3 separate regions of the Homo sapiens genome follow, and regions 2 and 3 are each linked to region 1. A link is an interaction called in ENCODE POLR2A ChIA-PET data of the cell type or tissue named here. Cell type or tissue: MCF 10A. All regions are shown on one strand. Each heading gives the region's core, and the rest is flanking DNA. Links, peaks and the distances in the headings are about the cores only.

Region 1 (7,785 bases), core at 1,543-6,542:
CAAACTGAACGAGCAGTGTCACAGCTCCAGAGATTTGAGTGAGCTCTGAGACTTTAAATGTAGAATGTCTCTTATAACAAGAGATAATGAGTATTTCTCCAATAATAAAATAGAGGAGGGCCAGAGGCAGTGGCTCACACCTGTTATCCCAGCACTTTGAAAGGCTAGGGCAGGCAGAGGGCTTGAGCCCAGGAGTTGGAGACCAGCCTGGGCAACATGGCGCCCAGCTCTACAAAAAGTACAAAAATTAAGCCAGGCGTGGTGGCTCATGCCTGTAATCCCAGCATTTTGGGACGCCGAGGTGGGCGGATCATCTGAGGTCAGGAGTTCGAGACCAGCCTGACCACCATGGAGAAACCCCGTCTCTACTAAAAATACAAAAAAAAATTAGCCAGGCATGATGGCGCATGCCTGTAATCCCAGCTACTCGGGAGGCTGAGGCAGGAGAATTGCTTGAACCTGGGCAGTGGAGGTTGTGGTGAGCCGAGATCACGCCATTGCACTCTAGCCTGGGCAACAAGAGCAAAACTCCATCTCAAAAAAAAAAAAAAAAAAAAAAAGTACAAAAATTAGCCAGGCATGGCAGCATGCCCCTACAGTCCCAGCTACTTGGGAGGCTGAGGTAGGAGGACCACCTGAGCCCAGAGAGGTAGAGGCTGCAGTGAGCCATGACTGCGCCACTGCACTCCAGCCTGGGTGACAGAATGAGACCCTGTCTCAAAAATAAAAATAAAGAAAGAAAATAGACGAGGAATACTGAAAAGATAATTGAGCTAGTATGTCCAGACATAATGAAGCATGTGGTTTCTCCAGAAGTGGTTTGGTCCTAGGATATATACCCTGTAATCACTTGATAATCACCACTTCAACATGAAGGTAACAACCTAAATACTTCTTCCTAGGAGACAAAACATTTTACAGTCAAACAACATTGACACAAATCTAACAAGCCACCCCTAGAATATAAAATAACTCCATCTCAATGAGCCCAGTGTTAATTCTCTCACCTTTGTAGTCAGACAGGCTGATATCTTTAAACTGACCATCTGGCATAACAGCTGTGGCTTTGAAGTTGGGGGCAGGGTGCCCAATTTTAGCATTTCCTGAAGACATCTTCCTATCAGCTAGAAATAACAGAAATGAATTAGAAACAAGCCTTAATTTTCTACATAACCAGCAGCCTTCACCTACTTAAAGAGACTTAGCTGTAAACAATCAAGGCATTGTCCAGTGTCCCTGAATACATTAAATGTTGTTTTAGTAAGAAGCTCCAGCCAGCAGTCAAGGGTCACAGTCTGAGCTTTCCAACTTTTGGAACGAAACAAGTCTCTGAATCTCAGCCTTTGTTTTCATTTAAAAACAGCAAGGCAATTTCTTTATATACTGAGATAACCTCTCATTCTTTCTGAACCATAATTAGTGCAGTGGCATCTTATTCATTATACAGAAGCAGAGAGAGAGGCAGATGAAGACTCTCAAACCAGAATCCAAATGCACAATGCCACAAACACTTTTGTTTGGCTCCCCAAAAGTCACGTTGACCTTTCCCATCACTGTGCCTCCACCTGCCTTCATAACATCAGAAGCATATTTGACTTTTCTCCAGGTAGCTTTGTCCAAGACAGCACACAACCTATAACTAATTCAACTTGTTTTATTTGTTTTTGTTTTGTTTTGTTTTTTTGACGGAGTTTCGCTCTTGGGGCCCAGGCTGGAATGCAATGGCATTATCTCGGCTCACTGCAACCTCCACCTCTCAGGTTCAAGGGATTCTCCTGCCTCAGCCTCCATAGTAGCTGGGATTACAGGCGCAGGCCACCACACCCGGCTAATTTTTTTGTACTTCTATTAGAGACGGGATTTCTCCATGTTGGTCAGGCTAGTCTCAAACTCCTCACCTCAGATGATTGCCCAACTCAGTCTCCCAAAATGCTGGGATTACAGGCGTGAGCCACCGCGCCCTTCCAGTCAGTCCAACTTTTAAGAGGCAAGACCACTGGGCGCAGTGTCTCACACCTGTAATCCCAGCACTTTGAGAGGCTCAGGCGGGCGGATCACCGGGTCAGGAGTTCGAGACCAGTCTGGCCAACATGGTGAAACCCCGTCTCTACTAGAAACACAAAAATTAGTCGGGCGTGGTGGTGCATGCCTGTAATCGCAACTACTCAGGAGGCTGAAGCAGGAGAATCACTTGAACCCGGGAGGCAGAGGTTGCAGTAAGCTGAGATCGCGCCACTGCACTCCAGCCTGGGCAACAGAGTGAGACTCTGTCTCCAAAAAAAAAAAAAAAAAAAAGAGGCAAGACCAAGATATTGATTGGCATCTGCTTAATTTCAAATCTTTAGGTATTGTGTAAGCCCTAGAATTCCCTTCACCATTTGTGAAGGTGGGTTCCTGACTTTGGGGCTAATATCCCAGGGCGAAAACAAGTATAAGAATCAATTTACTGCTGAAAAGGAAGGTTGCACTGGATTCACCCAGATCAACACCAAGATTAGTATTGAGATCTTGGCCAAGCGCTGTGGCTCAAGCCTGTAATCCCAGCACTTTGGGAGGCCGAGGCAGGCAGATCACCTGAGGTCAGAAGTTCGAGACCAGCCTGGCCATCATAGTGAAACCCCGTCTCTAACAAAAATACAAAAAATTAGCCGGGGGTGGTGGCACGCGCCTGCAGTCCCAGCTACTCGGGAGGCTGAGGCAGGAGAATGGCGTGAACCCGGGAGGCGGAGGCTGCAGTGAGCCGAGATCCAGCCACTGCACTCCAGCCTGGGCGACAGAGCGAGACTCCGTCTCAAAAAAAAAAAAAAAAAAAAAATACAAAAATTAGCCGGGGCTTGGTGGCACAAGCCTGTAATCCCAGCTACTCCTAAGGCTGAGGCAGAAGAATTGCTTGAATTCGGGAGACAGGGGTTGCAGTAAGCCGAGACCGCGCCACTGCACTCCAGCCTGGCCGACAGAGCGAGACTCTAGCTCAAAAAACAGAGATTTAACCCACTAAGCCGCGGTCTGAAAGCTTTTCCAAGTCCCAAAGTTCTTAGTTCACAATACCACAAGCAAAAGAAATTTTGTAAGCATGGATCTTAGCAAACTTTTAACTGTTTTTTAAAAAGTCCTTAACACCTTTAACGACAAAAAACAAAAACCAAAAACTAAGGCATGCTGCAACTTGGTGCCCCCAAATGGCCTTCTCGTCCAATCCTTCTTTCCCAAGTGGCCCCCAAGTACAAAACCCAACCAATTCGGGGTAAAGGCTGCTGGGATTCAGGCCGCCACCGGGCCCCTTCAGGGGATCTGCCCAGCGTAGAGGGCCACATCCCTAAACCCCACTTCAGGTGCCCCCTGTCCCTCCCCAGCACTGGAGAAAGCACCAGCAGAGAGAGTGCTTCAGCGGGGACATTTGGGCTCATCGCTAACTCCATTCCACGTACAGGAAAATAAAGACGGGGAAAGGGTACCCGAAGCTCCGCAGCTAGTCAAGGCTCAGGACCCGGAACAGCCAAATACATAGAGGCTGTCTTCTACAGCCACGAGTCTGGATACAGGTCCATTCCAGAAGCTTCCCGAACCCACCCCGTCCGGCAGGAGGCTAGTCTCGGAGACCCCCACCACCAGCCCGCCCAGACGCCGCGCCACGTGCTCGAGTTGCCGGGGGAAGACTCGACTCGAGTCCACGCTTGCCTTGGGGTTCAACCAGGTTCCCGCACCTACGTGGGGGGCCCACGAGAGGGGTGTGCGCAGCGCTCAAGCAGTCTCGGACTCCGGGCCTCCCCCGGCTGCCTCACGCATCACAGCACCCCCACCCGAGCGCGGGCGGGCCCCGGACAGGAGGAGGAAGAGGCAACAGGCAAGAAGGGCGCGCCGCGCCTCACTCCGCAGGGGCCGCACTGCCCACACTCACCAGTCCCAACACAAGTCGCAGAAACTAACCACCGACACCAGGCAAGAACAAGACGCGCAAGAGCTCTCCGGGGCGCTGCCTTTATAGCCAGTAGGGATCTCGCGAGAGTCGGAACGGACGGGGGTGCCGGAGGAGGAGAGAGAGGAGGGGGATGTGGCCCGAGCCCCGCCCGGCGCGCCCCGCCGGAATGACTCGGCGCTTTCCCTCGTTGGGGCGGGTGCGGAAAAATACTAATACCCCACCCTGTTGCGGATGGCTGAGGTTGGAGTGAGGCGCCCTTGTGGCCGCTCCCGAACCCGAACGCTTAGGTTAATCCTAGATCTCTGCGGAAAACCAGGATTCTCTTTACTTCCAGGACCACTACGCACTGTGCCCTCAATGCCCAAACTGGAGTAAGCGTCTTAGCTGCTGCCCACGGAGGACCACGTCTAACCACACCAAGCCATGAGAACTGTCTATCCAAATATTTCTTAAGTTCGCAGCCTTAACCCCAGCGCAGATCCTCAGTAACCCTCATGGCTTAGATAGCTTCCTTCATTGTTCTCTTTAATTACAGGGTTGCTGCTTTCTGTTGTAAAGGAAAATAAAATATCAGGACTCCTAAACTTACGCCAGAGGGAAAGTTCATCTTGGGAGGCTGATTCAGTTACACGACCATCCTCTCCCCGGATGAATAATTTGACTTTACAATCTTGAGTCAAAACATTACACATTAGCCAGACCCACACGGTAAGGCAAAAGGCCTCAGACATTTCCTGATGACTACCCCCCACAAACACACATACACAAAATCATAATTAATTATTTGCTCCCCTGGAAACCTTTAAAGTATGTAGCCTCCCATAAAACAAGGACGTGTCAATTGCAACTAGATCTACAATATAAAGTCTAGTTCCTAAAACTAAAGTTTGTTCTATTCCACATTTTTTTGAGACGGAGTCTCACTCACCCTGTCGCCCAGGCTGTAGTGCAGTGGCACGGTGTTGGCTTACTGCAACCTCCACCTCCCGGGCTCAAGCGATTCTCCCGCCTCACCTCCGGAGTGTCTGGGACTACAAGCACGCACCACCACGCCCAGCTAATTTTTTGTATTTTTAGTAGAGACGAGGTTTCATCATGTTGGCTAGGCTGGTCTCCAACGCCTGACCTCAGGTGATCCGCCCGCCTTGGCCTCCCAAAGTGCTAGGAATGTAAGCGCGAGCCACCGCACCTGGCCTCTATTCCACAAATTCCATAAATGTTCACTACTAGATTACCTTTCTACTAGACTACTTTCTACCTTTCTAGTAGTACCTTACTACTAGATTACCCTGAGTCCACCACATAATTGTTTTCTTCCTCCATTCCCTTTTTCTTCAAACATTCACCTTATCTTATGTAAAAATGTAGATTTAGGCCACCTAGGAGGGCGGATCATAAGGTCAGGAGATCGAGACCATCCTGGCCAACATGGTGAAACCCTGTCTCTGCTAAAATACAAAAACTTAGCCGAGTGTGGTGGCGCGCCTGTAGTCCTAGCTACTTGGGAGGCTGAGGCAGGGGAATCGCTTGAACCCGGAGGCAGAGGTTGCAGTGAGCCGAGAGCACCACTGCACTCCAGCCTGGCAACAGAGCAAGACTCCGTCTCAAAAAACAAAACGTAGATTTCCTGAGCATTAGCTAAAGTCTTTGCCTCAATCTTTCCCACCCCCACTTTTCAAGGAAAATGTATAAATACTAAAAACCTCCTGAGAACCTCTTGGGAAGAAACAGCCACAAAAGTGTCTGTGACATGGTTTAGTCAGTTTAGTCACTCATTTCAATTAACACTATCTCTTATCCATCCCTTCCACTGCAGCTGAAGGAAATCTTTCTGAAGTCTGATCATGTCACTGTTATTCGTGGTTTAAAAGCTGGGGAAGAAACAGCCACAAAAGTGTCTGTGACATGGTTTAGTCAGTTTAGTCACTCATTTCAATTAACACTATCTCTTATCCATCCCTTCCACTGCAGCTGAAGGAAATCTTTCTGAAGTCTGATCATGTCACTGTTATTCGTGGTTTAAAAGCTGGGGCTAAAGAAAGAAAGAAAGTAAAATTTAAAAAGAAAAGAAAAATAAAAAATAAAATAAAAGCTGAGGCTCTGTAGTCAATTTACTGAGTTAAAACTCCTCACTGTCAGGGCCGGGCGCGGTGGTTCATGTCTGTAATCCCAGCACTTTGGGAGGCTGAGGAGGGCAGATCACCTGAGGTCAGGAGTTCGAGACCAGCCTAACGTGGAGAAACCCCATCTCTACTAAAAATACAAAATTAGCCACGTGTGGTGGCGCATGTCTGTAATCCCAGCTACTCTGGAGGCTGAGGCAGGTGAATCGCTTGAATCAGGGAGGCAGAGGTTGCAGTGAGCTGAGATAGCGCCATTGCACTCCAGCCTGGGCAACAAGAGCGAAACTCTGTCTCAAAAAAAAACACACACACACAAACACAAAAACTCCTCACTGTAATTTTAGGTGTGAACTTGGGCAAGTCTTAAACTCATTAAACCTTACTTTTCTCAACTGTAAAATGGGAATAATATTAATACTTTATTGTGATTATCTATGTAGTTCAGTACAGTACTTAGTTCTTATTATAAATTAGAAATGTTAGCTGCTATTAGTATAACTCTTCCATCCTTCACACTTATAACACCCAGAACACAGTGTAGTTGTTTCAAGCCTTCAGACTTTTTTTTTTAAGATGGAATTTCGCTTTTCTTGCCCAGGCAGGAGTGCAATGGCACGACTTCTGCTCACTGCACCCTCCACCTCCAGCGTTCAAGCAATTCTCCTGCCTCAGCCTCCCAAGTAGCTGGGATTACAGGCGCCCACCACCACGCCCGGCTAATTTTTTGTATTTTTAGTAGAGACGGGGTTTCAGTATGTCAGCCAGGCTGGTCTCAAACTCCTGACCTCAGTTGATCTACCTGCCTCAGCCTCCCAAAGTGCTGGGATTACAGGAGTGAGCCACTGAGCCCGGCCGCCTTCAGACTTTTGTTTGAACCTGGAAAACTCTTTCCCTGGAGAAAACATGTCTTTCAGCATTACTTTCTCTCCGGCTGTTTCTTACCTTTACTCATTCCCAGGATTTACAATTCCCCTCCTTTGTGTCCAAACAATAGCTTGTATAGCCAAAAAAATCTTTTAAGCAATTTTAGTTTTACATTTCTTCCTCTGCCTGCTAGAGTGACTTTCTGGAGAGTAGGATGTGGGTGACATCTGTCTCTGTGTCCCCAAAGTCACAACAAAGCATCTGATATAAAATAGGAGCTCAGTCAGTGAGCATTCAATCAATAGTATCATGTTTCTGTCTCTGTCCCCAGCTCCCTCACTAACTCCCTTGGCCCTTATAGTGGGATAATGAATGAGGAAGTGCTGTCTCATGCTCATTGAGCATCTCAATTTTTGTTATTTATCATACTACTTTGCATAGACGTGATTTATTTGCTTTTTCCTTCTTTGCCTGAGGCTGAATAGTTAGTTGGCATTATTCCTTTTTTTAATTTTTATGTAACTTTTATTCTTTTTTATCAGGCAGCCACCCGAGCCAGCAGCCAGCGTAGGCTCAGAGAGACTCCCCTTTCTTTCTTGCAGGAGCAAGGGCAGCATGAAAGTTCAGAGCTTAATAATGGATGGTTATTGGCTATGGGCAGGCTAAACCAATACACAGTACATACAGTCATACTTCAGCCCAAAGAAAATTGCCACCTATTGTATTCACCATATGCCAGGCATTGGGCTGGGCACTTGAGTTTATTTTTCTAATTCAAGAACAAGGCCAGGCACGGTGGCTCATGCCTGTAATCCCAGCACTTTGGGAGGCTAAGGCGGGCAGATCACAAGGTCAGGAGTTTGAGACCAGCCTGGCCAA
Region 2 (7,785 bases), core at 1,555-6,554, 660 kb after region 1:
AGTGTGTGTGTGTGTGTGTGTGTGTTTGTGTGTGTGTGTGAGTGAAAGAGATACTTAAGTACGTACATCAGATATTATTCTGTTGTTTGTTAGTTGCTGGGAGTCAGTCCACAAAGAATTTAGTGTGCGTGTGTGCGCACGGACGCACACACACACATGCATTCAGGAACACTAGCACATGTTTATGTATGTAACTGGGTGCTTGCTGTATGAACATATGGATGGCAGCATGAGCAGATGCATGTGCATGTGAGCATGAGCACAGAGGGTATGTATGAGTGTATCAGCAGATGCAGGGTAAGAAGCACATTACACTGTTGTGGTGGAGGGCACGCAGACATTCTGGGAAGCCACTTGCCCCACCCCTGGGCTGCTTCTTCTTGAGATCAGGAGGGGCGTTGCCCAGGGCTGGTGTTGCCAGGTGGAGGCCTGCTGAGGCAGTGGTTGTGGGGATCGGTCTCCAGGCAGCAGGGGGCAGCAGGGTCAAGGAGAGGCTAACTGGCCACGGGTGGGGCCAGCAGGCGGGCAGAAGGAGGCTTTAAAGCGCCTACCCTGCCTGCAGGTGAGCAGTGGTGTGTGAGAGCCAGGCGTCCCTCTGCCTGCCCACTCAGTGGCAACACCCGGGAGCTGTTTTGTCCTTTGTGGAGCCTCAGCAGTTCCCTCTTTCAGAACTCACTGCCAAGAGCCCTGAACAGGTAATGGGATAGGGATACAGATTATCCTGTGAAGTGATATCGATCTGGAAACAGGTCTGGGGAGCTGGAGGGGCTCTAGTGAGGGTTCTGGGAGGGTCTGGGGTTAGTGTGGGGGGGAGCACAGGATATACAGGTGCTAGGAAAGAGCATGGAGTGACCTGCAGTGTGGGAGTCAGGCTGGGTGTGCAGGTGGAGGAACCTGGGGTGTTAGGATCTCAGAGTGTCAGGTGCTGGTGGAGGTCCTGGGTAGTATAGAGGGGTAAGGGTGTTAGGATAGAAACTGGGAAAAGGTCTGTGTCAGACCAGGTACAGGAGAAGCTTGGTGAGATATGGGTTCAGGATCCTGGGGTCTGGCATATCTGGCTGAATATCTGAAGCCAGGGCCAGCCCAGGTGGGCCCAGGGGAAACAAGGCCCTAACTTGCACATGTCTACCTCCCAGGAGCCACCATGCAGTGCTTCAGCTTCATTAAGACCATGATGATCCTCTTCAATTTGCTCATCTTTGTAAGTACGGACATTGTGGACTCTTTGGGGCTCCCTATAGGAGCAGGTCACAAGCTGAGTAGAGACTAAGCTGGGGAATGGGAGACTGCTATGCCCAGGCTTCGTCCTGCATGTGTCCCCTTATGAGTGGGATGCAAAGGTCTCCCCAAATGCTGCTGATTCCTAGTCCCAGCAGCAGCCAGGCTGCCATACAGGTGCGTGTGTGAAAAAGGGGATGGAGAAGCTAGGGGCACCCCCTCTCTCCTACAAAGCTTTAGCCTAGGCTTCAGGCAGGGCAGAGTAAGCTACCAGGAATGATTCTCCACCCTTTATAGGCACTGGGGGCCCAGAAAATAGAAGGGCTCCACCCAAGTTTACCTACCACAGAAGGAAATTCAGTACAGAGGAAATTCTTCTGTATGACGGGGAGCTGAAAGGAGGGAGGGCCTACCTCTCATCAGAGCAACAGTCCTTATTCATTCGACAAACATTCATTGTCTAGGATACCATGATGGGTGCTGGGGTGGCAGGTAAGCAAAGCCTTTCTCTGCCCTGAAGGATCTCAGCTCCGATAAGCCAGATAGGCAGATAATAACAACACAGTGTGTTTGGGCTTAGGACGGAGGTTATGGGAGCCTGAACTCAGCCTGGTTGGAGAATACTTCCTGGAGGAAATAGCTGAAGCTGGGAAATTGCACTTGGTGGGGGAGTTATAAAGCATGCATAAAGGGCCAGAAGTAGTGAAACTTGATATCGTTCAGAAAACCAGAAACAGATTGCATAGGGCATGTTTGAGAAGCTGAGCCATGAGGCGTAAATCCTGGAGATGGTGGTGGAGATAGGGAGAAACGGACAAAGTGGACAAAGGACAAAGCTCTAGGATGATGGCTGAGGGGTAGAAGAAGGGGCAAGGGAGACAGAGGTCTTGGAGATGACGCCCATATCTCTGGCATGAGCAACCCAGATGGCAGGGGGTGGGGCCTGGTTTGTGGGAAGGGGTGTCCCACTAGCAGATGTGTACCCAGTGGAGGTGCAGCTCAGATTGGAGCTGGCCATGGGTATTTGAAAATCATGTGCGCACAGGTAGCCACTGAAGCCATGGGAGTGGATGAGAACACTTGGAAAGTGAACTCTGGGAAACCCAATTTATTAGGGATAAGCAAAAAAAAAAAAAGCCACTGTGAAGGAGATGGAGAAGGAGCAGTGGGAGGGGGAGAGGAAAACAAGGAGAGTAGTACACTAACCACATTAGAGTAGGTTAGTGTAAGTGAAAGTGAGGAAGTGGGCCAGGTGCAGTAGCTCACAACTGTAATCCCAGCACTCTGGGAAGCTGAGGCGGGCAGATTAGTTGAGCTCAGGAGTTCGAGACCAGCCTGGCCAATATGGTGAAACCCCGTCTCTACTAAAAATACAAAAATTAGCTGGATGTGGTGGCGCATGCCTGTAATCCCAGCTACTTGGGAGGCTGAGGAAGGACAATCACTTGAACCCAGGAGGCGGAGGTTGCAGTGAGCCAAGATCACACCACTGCACTCCAGCCTGGGCGACAGAGTTTATGTATGTATTGATTAGTTTAGAAGCGTGGGTAGACTCTCTAGTTCTGATGTGGTCTGTGCCTTGGGCTTCCTTCGGCTGCAGGGAACTTGTGTTTTTGTTGTTGTTGTTGTTGTTGTTTGTTTCTTTGAGACAGGATCTTGCTTTGTCACCAAAGCTGGAGTGCAGTGGCATGATCATGGCTTACTGCAGCGTCAACCTCCTGGGCTCAAGGGATTCCCCTACCTCACTCAGCCTCCTGAGTATCTAGGACTACAGGAGTGTGCCACCATGCTCAGCTAATTAAAAAAAATTTTTTTTGTAGAGGCGGTCTCACTATATTGCCCAGGCTGGTCTCGAACTCCTGGACTTAAGTGATTCTCCCACCTCTGCCTCCCAAAGTGCGGGGATTACAGGCATGAGCCACTGTGCCAGTCCTGAACTAGTCTTTATCCCTGTATCTGGAGGAAGCAATAGGATTCCAGGGATTTGGACAGGAGAGGCTCTGCCCTGAGAGGGTTAAAGGCAAATCCGGTTTGATTTCTGGCCTCTGTTACCCAGACCTTGCCAGGCTGGGCAAAGCAGGATAGGGCAGACCTCCAGCTCCATGAAATTTGACCCTGCAGGCTAGAAGTCCAGCTTTCTGTCCTTGGGCAAACATGCCTGGAATCCAGCCACAATCTGCCACCTCACTTCCCGTTCTAGCCTCAGTTTTTATAGCTGGCAAGTGAGGACTAGTCACCAAGGTGGTGTCAGGCTGATTCATCCACTGAAGCCCTGGGCCGGGAGGCTTTCCTCTAAGATCTGTGGGAACTGCGCAGGGCCCTCCTCAATCTAGGCCTCAGAATTCCCCCTGAGGTTTGGAGTTGAGCTAGACAGCCTTTAAGAGAAGCTCTGGCTGTATTCCCACTGGTACCTCACTTTCCTCTTGTGAGGCAAGGAGGTCTTGTCTACATGAGGGGCGGGCCTGAAGTTGGATTCTGGAGGGGAGCCAAATGGGGCCTCAGGTGGGTGAACCTTCTCAACCTCCTCCCTCTCCAAGGTTGCCAGCAGGTGGAACCTCAGCCTCGCCTCCATTACTATGGTGACTATTGAGCCTGTTCTGCTACCACCCCCGTCTCCACCTATCAGAGGACAGAGGTGTTCTAGGCACCCATAGCCCAGAAAGGAAATAGGAGGCTGGGCCCTCACCTGCCTGTTTTCAATCCTAGCTATGTGGCAGGACCCTGGCAGCAGTGAGGGAAAGTCTTGCCCCTCTGCCCACCCTGAGGATATTTCTAGAACCCCTGATCTCCTTTATATCTGCCCAGGTGTGCAGCCTGGTCCTAGCTATGCATATCCCAGCTCCCATTTTTCTGGCTCTAGAGGATGTTTCCCTCCTTACAGGATGAGGTTTTAGACTCCCTAGCCAATAAAGAGGGAAGTTTCTCGGCTCCCATCCTTCTTACTCAGCTGTGTGGTAGTAAGCTACTTGCCAGCACTGTTTAAGGCCTGCCTGACCTCTCTCTCCCCAGCTGTGTGGTGCAGCCCTGTTGGCAGTGGGCATCTGGGTGTCAATCGATGGGGCATCCTTTCTGAAGATCTTCGGGCCACTGTCGTCCAGTGCCATGCAGTTTGTCAACGTGGGCTACTTCCTCATCGCAGCCGGCGTTGTGGTCTTTGCTCTTGGTTTCCTGGGCTGCTATGGTGCTAAGACTGAGAGCAAGTGTGCCCTCGTGACGGTGTGTGAAACCCAGCTCCACAGGCTGATGACCAAGAGTCCCCTCGCCCTTGACACCAGGCCCTGGGATTCCCAAACCCTGCTTTGGACCCCCCTAGGCTCAGGCTTCTGTCTCACTTTTCCGGGGGGGGGATTAGGGCAAGGAGGGCATGAGGGACTGTCTCTCCCTAAAACCCAGACCCCTGTTCCCCACTCAGTTCTTCTTCATCCTCCTCCTCATCTTCATTGCTGAGGTTGCAGCTGCTGTGGTCGCCTTGGTGTACACCACAATGGTGAGACACTGGGATGGAGGAAGGGAAGAAGATTGGGCAAAACCCTGGGAGTGGGCTGTGGCCTGTGAATGGCCACCTTCTGTACCAGCCCCTAAACACTGGCCTGCCTCACCCAGGCTGAGCACTTCCTGACGTTGCTGGTAGTGCCTGCCATCAAGAAAGATTATGGTTCCCAGGAAGACTTCACTCAAGTGTGGAACACCACCATGAAAGGGGTAAGGTTGGCTGGGGGAGGTTTTAGGGTGGAGAGAAAGAAGCAAGGCCCCACCTCCACCCTCATCTTGTCTCCAGCTCAAGTGCTGTGGCTTCACCAACTATACGGATTTTGAGGACTCACCCTACTTCAAAGAGAACAGTGCCTTTCCCCCATTCTGTTGCAATGACAACGTCACCAACACAGCCAATGAAACCTGCACCAAGCAAAAGGCTCACGACCAAAAAGTAGAGGTGTGGGCTGGCATGAGTGGGTGGGGACTGTTTTCATGGCCTCAGAGTGGCAAACGGGGATGGGAGTAGGGCAGCTGCCAACTATAAATGCTCTTTTCTCTTCCTGAAGGGTTGCTTCAATCAGCTTTTGTATGACATCCGAACTAATGCAGTCACCGTGGGTGGTGTGGCAGCTGGAATTGGGGGCCTCGAGGTAAGCAGATGAGGAGGCTGGGACTGGGACATGGGCATGAGACCAGGGCTGCTCAACCCATCTGAGGCCTCTCTGGAGGAAACAGACTTCTAACTGGGCCTCAGGTAGGGTGTCTGTGGGACAGGCTTCAGGATCCCTATCATGTTCCCTCATCTCTCCCTGTTCCTCCCTCTCCAGCTGGCTGCCATGATTGTGTCCATGTATCTGTACTGCAATCTACAATAAGTCCACTTCTGCCTCTGCCACTACTGCTGCCACATGGGAACTGTGAAGAGGCACCCTGGCAAGCAGCAGTGATTGGGGGAGGGGACAGGATCTAACAATGTCACTTGGGCCAGAATGGACCTGCCCTTTCTGCTCCAGACTTGGGGCTAGATAGGGACCACTCCTTTTAGGCGATGCCTGACTTTCCTTCCATTGGTGGGTGGATGGGTGGGGGGCATTCCAGAGCCTCTAAGGTAGCCAGTTCTGTTGCCCATTCCCCCAGTCTATTAAACCCTTGATATGCCCCCTAGGCCTAGTGGTGATCCCAGTGCTCTACTGGGGGATGAGAGAAAGGCATTTTATAGCCTGGGCATAAGTGAAATCAGCAGAGCCTCTGGGTGGATGTGTAGAAGGCACTTCAAAATGCATAAACCTGTTACAATGTTGCCAGTTGGACTCTTCATGTATCCTTGGGGAGAGGGGCCTAAACTGGCCACGGATTCCTGTGGGGCTGCCAACTCAGAAGGCCCTGGAAAGGAGGGAAGTAGGGTGGGGTTGGGGGTCAGAAGTGGTTATTTCTCCCCTTCATTTGGGTTCCAGGCCTTGGAGGGAAACTAAGAGGGATGGCTGAGAGGGCATGAAGAAGTACAGTTGGGTTAGGCCAGTCTGCCTCCTTATAAAGGGGAGAACTTTGGACTGAAACTACCCCCTCCTGGGTAGGGGCACTGGACTGGAAAGCTATGAAAATAACAAGCTTGTGACGAATTCTTACCAGGGCAATGGGAAAGGGTCACTCCTTAGGTTCTGGGAAGCCCTTCAGGAGCCCCCTTCCTAGGGTCCAGGCTGCCTGCCTTTCCCACTCAGGCAAAACCCCAGATCTGTCCCTGCTTCTGGGATCTCAGCAAGCACTTCATTTTTTCGTTGCTGCTGGCCTACCTGGTGTTCTTCAGACCTCACCTCTTTTTCTTTTCTTTTCTTTTTTTTTTTTTTTTTTTGGGACAGAGTTTCGCTCTTGTTGCCCAGGCTGGAGTGCAATGGTGTGATCTCGGCTCACTGCGGACTCTGCCTCCGGGTTCAAGCAGTTCTCCTGCCTCAGCCTCCTGAGTAGCTGGGATTACAGGCACCTGCCACCATGCCCGGCTAATTTTTGTGTTTTTTTTTTTTTTTTTTTGAGAGAGTCTCGCTGTCGCCCAGGCTGGAGTGCAGTGGCGCGATCTCGGCTCACTGCAGGCTCCGCCCCCTGGGGTTCACGCCATTCTCCTGCCTCAGCCTCCCGAGTAGCTGGCACTACAGGCGCCCGCCACCTCGCCCGGGTAATTTTTTGAATTTTTAGTAGAGACGGGGTTTCACTGTGTTAGCCAGGATGGTCTTGATCTCCTGACCTCGTGATCCACTCACCTCGGCCTCCCAAAGTGCTGGGATTACAGGCATGAGCCACCGTGCCCGGCCACGCCCGGCTAACTTTTTATATTTTTAGTAGAGACAGGGTTTCACCATGTTGGCCAGGCTGGTCTCGAACTCCTGACCTCAGGTGATCCACATGCCTCAGCCTCCCAAAGAGCTGGGATTACAGGCGTGAGCCACCTCACCTGACCTAGACCTCATCTCTTCTTTAGCCCTAACTATCCCTATGCTCCAGGTAGGAAACTAGGGATCGGAAAGGCCAAGATACTTGCCCCAGTCCCACAGGCTTCTGTGAAGAGCTCAGCCTAGATTTGGGCCCAGAACTCCAGCACCTGGTGTAGTCCTGGCTGACATGGTACTAGTTCCACTTGAAGGGGCAGCTGGCCAGAATGTCTGATATAGACCTGATCACTGTTGAGCCAGGAGTGAGAGGCCTGAGGGAGGCTATGGCAAGAGGGTACAGTGTCTGCTACCAAGCAAAGCCCAGCCTAACAAACCAGTCCCCCTCCTTACTTCCCTTTGACCCCTGTAACTCTCTTCCTGAGCTTTTCCAGGGCAGCCCAGAACCACCACCCCCTTGCTGAGCCCAGAAAGGAAGAGGGACCTGGCCAGAACCAAACAGTGCCTTAGAGCTGGTCTGTGAGGGCCAGACCAGGAGCCTGCTAGGGTGCGGGACAGGGGGAGGAGCTAGCCTGCCTCACCCCTTCACCACCATACTGTGCCTCTCACACTTCTCCTCTGCCGTGTGCCTGTGTGGAGGCTGCATGGGATTTGTTTGCCCAGGGCGGGCCTCTACCTCATCATGGGCTAATTGCTGCTCAACCTGGCTGTT
Region 3 (7,785 bases), core at 1,555-6,554, 170 kb before region 1:
ACTTGAGACTACTTAGGCGTGGTGGGGGCCCATCAGATAGCGATTCTTCCCGGCCCACAAATGGACAAGCCTCTTGATGCAAGAACTCAGGCGAACCAGGCAAGGAACGCCACCGGCGAATAGGTGGGGCCAGGGGCTCCTGCCAGTCAGCCAGGGGCATAGTTCCGGGCCCTGGTGCATCCAGGTCAAATACCAGAGAGATGACAGACTTGCTGGGCAGGTCAAAAAACTTGATCTTGCCCCCCATGAGGTCCTGGCGAGCACTAAAAGGGTTGACTTTGGGGGTGCGGGCAGCACCATCTCGTGGCCGGTAGTATGGGTCCAAGACACTCACTGTACGTGGGGGCTTACGGGAAAAGATATCTGACTGGCTTCGAGACAGCCAGATGGTACGTCTTGGGCATGGTGACTTGTGGGGGATCTTGTCATCCAGTGAGCTTAGTCGCTTCACCCCAGGTGCTTTCTCCAAGAGTCCTGAAGAATAATCAAGTCTGGGTTACTCTCACTAGTCATAACAAATACAAGCAGCATTTTACCACAGAATGTTTTCACTCATGAAAGCAAAGCTGATACCATGGCCCTGTTTTACCAATGAAGAAACAGACTCAGAGAGGGGAAGCAGTATGCCAAGCCACAGCTCTTAAAAAGGCCAGTACTTTCTGCATCATCTCCTTCCCCTCCCATTTGTTTCTGGACCTGGGATCCTGGCAATCACAACCCTAAGAGGAGAAGGCCCCACATCCGAATTTCCTCCCTTAGGGTTAGGTTGGGCTCCCTGGTCTAATCTCTTACCCCTGGCTGTGGGCTGCAGCTTCCTATCCCTCTCCTGCTCTTCTTCCTGTAGGCGGCTCAGAATTTCCTCCAGGGTCTTCCCAATCTCCACAAAAGATGGGCGCAGTTTGGGATCCATCTGTAGGTATCCACAACAGCCATGAGCTCTGCCCTCCATCTCCCACCCCAAAGATGGCATTTGAGTCTATTTCTGGCATCTTTGAAGATTCAGATGTGCAGCTGAGAGACCTTTTCTAAAGGCCCCAGACAATGAAGGTGATCCCTACAGTTCAGGTCAGGGAAAACACTACTGTCTACTACCCTCCCTGTCTTAGTGTTTGTCTTATCACCTTGTCACAGAACCTTCCAAAAGTATGCTCATATTAGTTTATTCTGTTCTTGAGTTCTGCTCCTAATGTGTTTCTGGGAGGTATCTGAACAAAGCCCACCTACCCCTTGATCCTAACAGGTAAGGTCCAGCCCCAGAGCTACATACATGAAGGCCAAGAAGAGCCTTTCTCATATGCCTCAGGACCAGTTGGATCCACAGTCCAACAATAAAACCGGACCAGAGTTCCATCAACACCTAACGCAAGGAGTGATGGGTCTACCCTACAGGTTGAGGACCAGATAATACAAAACAACTTCTTTCTTTCCTTTGTCCAGAGCTCTGAATAGGTTAGCTGCCAGAGGGAGGAGGAGGAGGTGTGGTTGCTGTCACTACAGTGAAAATGAGGTCCCTCATGAAGCTAATTAGCAGCCTCTCTGTACAGTCCTAACCAGGTGAAAAGGGTTCAGCCAGCCCCTGATGAAAGGCAGAGGGAGAAAGACACTCACGTTACAGCAGTTGAAAGTAAGTTGCAGAAAATCTGGGGGACAGTCTCCCACCATGTGCTGGAAAGCATCATAGTCCAGCCCGAAATTCTGTGGATGGGTATGGAAAGCATAGGTAGACAGTTCATTAATCCCCCCACCCATCCTAGCCTGCTCAGTAGAAGTGGTTGGGAGCTGCCCCTGACAACCAGCAACAGAGAGTTCCAGCAAGTCCATCCCAGGGACAGAACAGTTCCATTGCTTCAAACTAGCCCCATCAGTGGCAATGATCCCCATGCTTGCAGCTCACCTCTGTGCGGGGAAGATAGTCCGGATCGGCCTGGATGCGGGCGATGATCTCGCAGAGGATGATACCATAAGAGAACACATCTGCCTGGTGGGTAGTCGGACTTTGGTTTCCCTCTTAATGGGTTGAGGGGTAGGGTATCTGCCCCTGCCCCTGCCTCCCCTGCACCCCACCATCTAACAGCCCAGGCCTGGGCCATATTGCCCATACTTCATCCCAGTCAGTCACTGGGCAGCTGCCAGGTACCACCACTGCTCTTGGTAGGAACATCTTGGACACTCTGCTAAGAGTGGATTCTAGGGAGAATCAGCCGAGCGCGATGGCTCATGCCTGTAATCCCAGCACTTCAAGAGGCCGAGGTGGGCAGATCACTTCAGGTCAGGAGTCTGAGACCAGCCTGGCCAATATGGTGAAACCCTGTCTCTACTAAAAATAAAAAAATTAGCTGGGCGTGGTGGTGCATGCCTGTAATTCCAGCTACTTGGGAAGCTGAGGCAGGAGAATAGCTTGAACTCGGGAGGCAGTAAGCCGAGATCGTGCCACTGCATTCCAGCCTGAGCAACATAGTGAGACCATCTCAAAAAAAAGAAAAAGAAAAAAGGAGAATCAGGCCTTGAGATCCTCCAAACTTACCTTTTCATTATAGGGCTCATCTCGGAGAACCTCAGGTGCCATCCAGAATGGGGAACCCACCACGGCCAGCTTCTCACTCCCCATGCTGTGGGGTGAGATTATACAGAAAATGAGCTTGCCAATGGCTGGTGCAATGGAATCTTTTGACCATTCCTCCACCTCAAGGATGGGTACAGACGAGGACTAAACAAATTTAGGGAGCTGAGGTTGAGCTGTGACCAAGTCCTGGCCTCTGGGGAGGAGGCTAGAATTTTCCCTTAGCTTCAGCCCCCTGTCCCTTGGACCCCAGCATCCAGTAGGGCTACACACCTGACATCGGGGATCTTCTCAGCCAGGCCAAAGTCAGCTACCACTGCAGAGTAACCATTCTCATCCCTCTTTATCAGGCAGTTCTAGGGTTCCCAGGAAGGAAGAGAAAATAATGTGGCTCAGAAGCGGGGATCAGCCATAGAGTTACCACCCATTCCCCCCTTCCTATCACAGGGCACCTTGTCCTCTGCTCCTTGGTGAACCGCACTCAAGCTGACCCCACTGGTCAGGTCAGGGGCTCTAAGACAGCCAGGTGAGATGAGTTAGTCCTGGGTCTTGGGTGGCTGTCCTAGGATACACTTCACATTCCAAACACAATTACTCATCTTTGCTTTCTAAGTGCTAGGCATAATTTTAAGTGCTAGAAATAGCTAGATGAAAACAACCAAAACCCTTGTCCTCTTGGAGCTTGCAATATAGGGGAGAACAACAGACTATCAGGCCCCTGGCCTCCCTTCCTCCTTCCTCAGAAACACAGACCCAAAGCCCAGGCCTGACCTTGCCAACTTGATATAAGCACAAGACAAGTGTCTAAGCCTTCACTAACCTTCACTGTCCACAAGATCACAACCAACCTCTTCTCTGGCATTAAAAGTCTATGATCTGGCTTTATCCAACTGGCCTAGCCGCTGTCCCCCTGTTCCTGGTGCCCCTATGCACATATCCTCATCCAAACTTGTCACAGACAAGCTTGACTTACCAAACCTGAACAGGTCCTTCAAGCCTTTGCCTTTGCTTACATTGTTCCCTTTCATTTGAAATATTCTCCCAATTATCCTTTTCACCTAAGAAAATTTTGTATTTTAAGGCAAGCTACCTTTTTAGCCATGACCTCATCTTTCTCCCTCTCATCTCAACTCTTAGCTCCTCCTCTATGCCACTCCTCTTACAGTCTAGCAGAAAAGCTATGAACCCCTCAGGAGCAAGTTCTGGTTTGCCTTCCTTCCTCACAGCTTTCAATTCATGAGACAGGCTGAGAACATGCTCACTGAAAAAATGCTGTCTTCAGGTCAACCCAAGTGACCTGTAAATAAACAAAAAGCGGCAACCAGCTCTCCCCAAATAGCTGCTTTCAAAATAGCCCTACACTGCTCTGGCTCAAGAGGCACCTCACCCCACCCGCTTCCTTCAGAATAGCAGAGAGCAGGGATCCTTGGCTCACAGAAACACTTCTGGAGCCAGCAAGGCCCCATCTGACCCAAACCAGCCCTCCCTCTTCCTTGCCAGCCTTGGTATCTAGTTGCTAAGACATGCCAAGTCACCTCCTGCTTACTCCTGTCAGGTACAAATCAATCCCTTACTCTGGCCTTGACATGATTACACTATTTCCCTTCCCCAAGCTGGAAGGAGCCGTGATTTCATCACTTCTACCCTGGATCACAGGTAGACATGCCTCATCTCTGGCTTCCAGGAAGGACAGTTCTTGTGCTTGTCCTGGCTTTGGCTCTCTAATCAGTCCTGCTGGCTCAGCACTCGCAGCTCCCTGACTTTGACTGTCTGTGAGAAGATGGGCCCTAGGCCAGCCTGCCTATTAGCCAAAGCCCCAGCTATAGGGCACCAGCCTGTGAGGCAGTGGCAGCTCAGATATGTCACCTATGTCTCTTCCCTCCTAGAAGACTTTTGAGTGAGGTAGCCCTGCCTACACTAAGCAGTAAGAGAGGACCAGTCAGATTTCCCTGAGGCAAGAGGTGACCTTTTCAGTTTCAGAAAACAGCCCAGGCACTGTTGCTGCCTGGTTCCCATTCTTCATTTCCTCACACCTATTATATCACACTGCAACAGTGACTTACATGTTTGCCTCTTCACTGGCAAGGAATGATTTCATTTGCCTCTGTATCTGTAACCTAGCACAGGTACCCAGAAGGAGCTTGGCAAAAGTGTGTTAAATGAAAGTTTAGTCTGATGACTGAAGCAACTGGGCTTCTTTTAAAAGCATGTGTCAAGCTGGGTGTGATGGCTCATGCCTGTAATTCCAGCACTTTGGAAGGCCAAGGCACGTGGATCACCTGAGGTCAGGAGTTCGAGACCAGCTTGGCCAACATGGTGAAACCCTGTCTCTACTAAAAATACAAAAATTAGCCAGGTGCAGTGGCAGGCACCTGTAATCCCAGCTACTCAGGAGGCTGAGGCAGGAGAATCACTTGAATCCGGGAGGCAGAGGTTGCAGTGAGCCAAGATCACACCACTGCACTCCAGCCTGGGTGACAGTGAGACTCTGTCTCAAAAATTAAAATTAAAAAAAGCGTGTGTCAAACGTATACAATAATCATACATTCCACTCTCCATAGTGAGGACTGAGCTGACAAGAGACTCAAAAGGGTGGCCATGGATGCATTTCCTGGAAACCTACACAAATTCTTCAGAACTGGGCCAGATCAGACACCTGAAAGTGCCTGAGGTGTCCTGGAACAGCTGCACAGTCAGTATTAACACTGAATAAAGCCACCTGAGTGAAGAAATGCCAAGTCTATTAACTCATGTTCACTCTAAAGCTGTTTCTGCAACAAAAACAACAAAACACTTTCTATGTGGCTTCACCTCTTTCCCCTCACCCGCAACAAACTGACTCCCTAAACCCAGTTAGGATCAGGCAGGAAAAGACTAAGATTCTACTGAAAGACTGAACAGTTAAGAGGTTCTTTTCATAGCACAGGGAGATCAGTGACCGAACTGCCGGACTCCTAAATGCCTCAGGGACTGTTATATTTCAAGTCTCTTAGAGGATTATCTGTTTTGGTGTGATGTGTCCCATCCCTTGCCCTCAATCCTACCATGTGATCTCATACCTTTACCATAGCTCTTGTGTAATGGCCTGCTGACTTAAATATCTCCACAACTAGAGTAGAGCCCATGGAAGGTAGAGATTGGATTCCCCAATATTGTGCCCTCTAATAGCACAGCATAAATAGTTCCCAGAAGCTGCTGATGGTTTTAATTATAAAAATTAACTTTAGGGTACACTAACAGTCATTCTCTACATCCCTCCAGCATTCAACGTTGTTCCTAATTCATGTTCTCTTCACTCTGAAAATTGGCATTTTCTATTCCTCATTGTGTGGCATAGCCTAAGACCATAACTGAATAGGCTTTTCATTCCAGTGAAATCACCTAAGTGGCTTCTATGCAGTCAACAATAACAACAGAAAAGAACTAAGAACTAAAGGTGCAATTCATAATTCATACTCATTCCCAACAGTAATCACAGAAGATCAGTTGGGCAGTAATGGTATTAAGCAGAAGCAAACTACTTTCTCAGCTGCCCCCAAGAGCCAAGGCTCGGGTATGTGTGTACTGGTTACTTCTAGAGCTACTGATAAAAGCCTGTGTGTGGCTATTGGCACTTCTTCATAGTGCTCACAAACTGAATATTTTTAAAGCCACACTGCCTCCCACTTCCTTCCAAGTAAGTTCTTGGCCTTGCCACTGCAAAAGTCTGTTTCAGGCTGTTTCTTAGAAGTAATTACAAAATTAGACTGAATGGCTATATCTGACAGACATTTTACTCTTAGAGCATTATTGCAGTAGCTGCGGACATGAGTCCTATAAAGGTAATACTACTTTCAGGAGGCACGTTGATAGGAAACTAGGGATCTTTTTGCTTCTAACCACAGGCTTAGGATCATTTGGAAAAAGGCATCTTCTTCTCTCTGTCCTGGTTTACCCACTTGGAACATGTTACCTCTACTTTAAATCCCTCTTGTTAGCTCTGGTCTGAGCAGTGTGGACTGATCGCTCCTGCAAAGTCAAGGACAGCATCTGTTTTACAGACTGGGAGCACGGAGGTTCCAAGGTCACTGAAGTCGTTCAGAGATGGGGACAAAACTGGGCCTGGAACCCAGAATCTCAGCTCTGGAGCAGGCGTTTTGGCCTCTTTGCTATCAAGCCCTTCGCCCTTCCCTGAAATAGGCCCAGGAAGACTTTATACTCTCATAGGCTCTGTGCTAGGTGGTAAGAAAACAAAAGTAAATAAGAGAAGCACTTGAGAAACTCATGCTGGTGGGAGATACAGACACAACAGAACAATCAAGTGATATGGAGTGTATAATATTAAAATATAAGAAAGCCTGATACTGTCCTTAAAGAAATAAGACACAGACCCAAGATGGACTATGAAGAGATAATTTGGAAACCTCCGAGCCCTCTACTGTCCCTTTAGCTTTATTTCTCAGAGATGATAAAAGGGCAATGAACACAGACGGTATCTCAAATTGGACAGTCTGGTTCATAAGACTCACTTGTTTGTCTTCAACTTGAGATCCCCTATAGTGTACTTCCCAGCCTTCCTCTAGAGTTTGCAAACGTCCTTTGTTCTCACCACCTGGAATTATCCTCAAAACCTCCTTAAAGTCCGGACCCAAGAAAGTACAGCCCAGAAATATAGGGAGTTATTTCTCCTATGTTCCTAGTTTCTTGTCTCAAGTCAGTTGACACTGGGAATACCCATTCCCCATAAGGAAAAGCAAAGGGTAGTGGTCTTATCCTATAGTCCAAAAAGGTTATTTTTATAATACAGCACAACAAGCCCAGACAGAACCACACTTGGACACTAGCACAATGGGACAAAGTGCTTTTGGGGCACAGAAGGGAATATGATGAACTCTTAGGGAGTGGGGGCTTTCCTCGAGGAAGCCTAGCTACCCTGGCCTAGAGTGATCTTTCCTGCTCAGAAAACTTGTCGTCTATGTAGCTAAACAATTATAAAATGCTGTGCACTACTTTTTAGTTATTTGCCAACAAAACTGTACATACCTCTAGGTCAGAAGTTCCTCTTTTCTAATATTCCTTCATCCTTGGAGCCAGGTATAGGAGACACTTGTGTGTGTGTGTGTGTGGGGGGAGTATCTGTGTAACTGATACATATTTTGTCACAAACTCCTTCTATCTTAGAAAAAATGGCGCTTTCTGAGTAGGAAGCAAAGATTTGATATCTGAGTTGATTCAGTCCCATCCAT

Evidence for each region. ChIA-PET counts read pairs that join two places held together with the same protein. Peaks named below come from ENCODE experiments on the same cell type or tissue, not always from the same donor. Only the 100,000 strongest peaks of a DNase experiment are listed, where the experiment ranks them.
Region 2: POLR2A ChIA-PET joins it to region 1 with 13 read pairs; 7 of 35 experiments call an interaction of 5 or more read pairs at or near these places.
Region 3: POLR2A ChIA-PET joins it to region 1 with 21 read pairs; 27 of 35 experiments call an interaction of 5 or more read pairs at or near these places.

The regions. Positions count from the first base shown.
Region 1 is chr1:45,517,931-45,525,715 of GRCh38, forward strand. It overlaps PRDX1 (peroxiredoxin 1), which reads right to left and starts at 3,954. Exons shown (of 6, transcript NM_181697.3): 1 at 3,899-3,954; 2 at 1,008-1,124. The coding sequence starts at 1,113. RefSeq lists a silencer at 3,148-3,310 and an enhancer at 4,353-4,432. In MCF 10A, for the core only: no CTCF peak of the experiment used is centred there; a DNase peak (open chromatin) is centred at 4,061.
Region 2 is chr1:46,179,964-46,187,748 of GRCh38, forward strand. It overlaps TSPAN1 (tetraspanin 1), which reads left to right. Exons shown (of 9, transcript NM_005727.4): 2 at 563-695; 3 at 1,137-1,201; 4 at 4,228-4,434; 5 at 4,631-4,705; 6 at 4,822-4,920; 7 at 4,997-5,152; 8 at 5,262-5,345; 9 at 5,523-5,999. The coding sequence starts at 1,145. The coding sequence ends at 5,570. Among named protein-coding and RNA genes, the nearest start is that of P3R3URF-PIK3R3, 7.4 kb to the left of the region's middle. RefSeq lists an enhancer at 4,634-4,683. In MCF 10A, for the core only: no CTCF peak of the experiment used is centred there; a DNase peak (open chromatin) is centred at 3,438.
Region 3 is chr1:45,345,085-45,352,869 of GRCh38, forward strand. It overlaps TESK2 (testis associated actin remodelling kinase 2), which reads right to left. Exons shown (of 11, transcript NM_007170.3): 6 at 2,834-2,916; 7 at 2,525-2,609; 8 at 1,895-1,978; 9 at 1,609-1,695; 10 at 793-910; 11 at 1-474. Among named protein-coding and RNA genes, the nearest start is that of TOE1, 8.8 kb to the left of the region's middle. In MCF 10A, for the core only: no CTCF peak of the experiment used is centred there; a DNase peak (open chromatin) is centred at 4,117.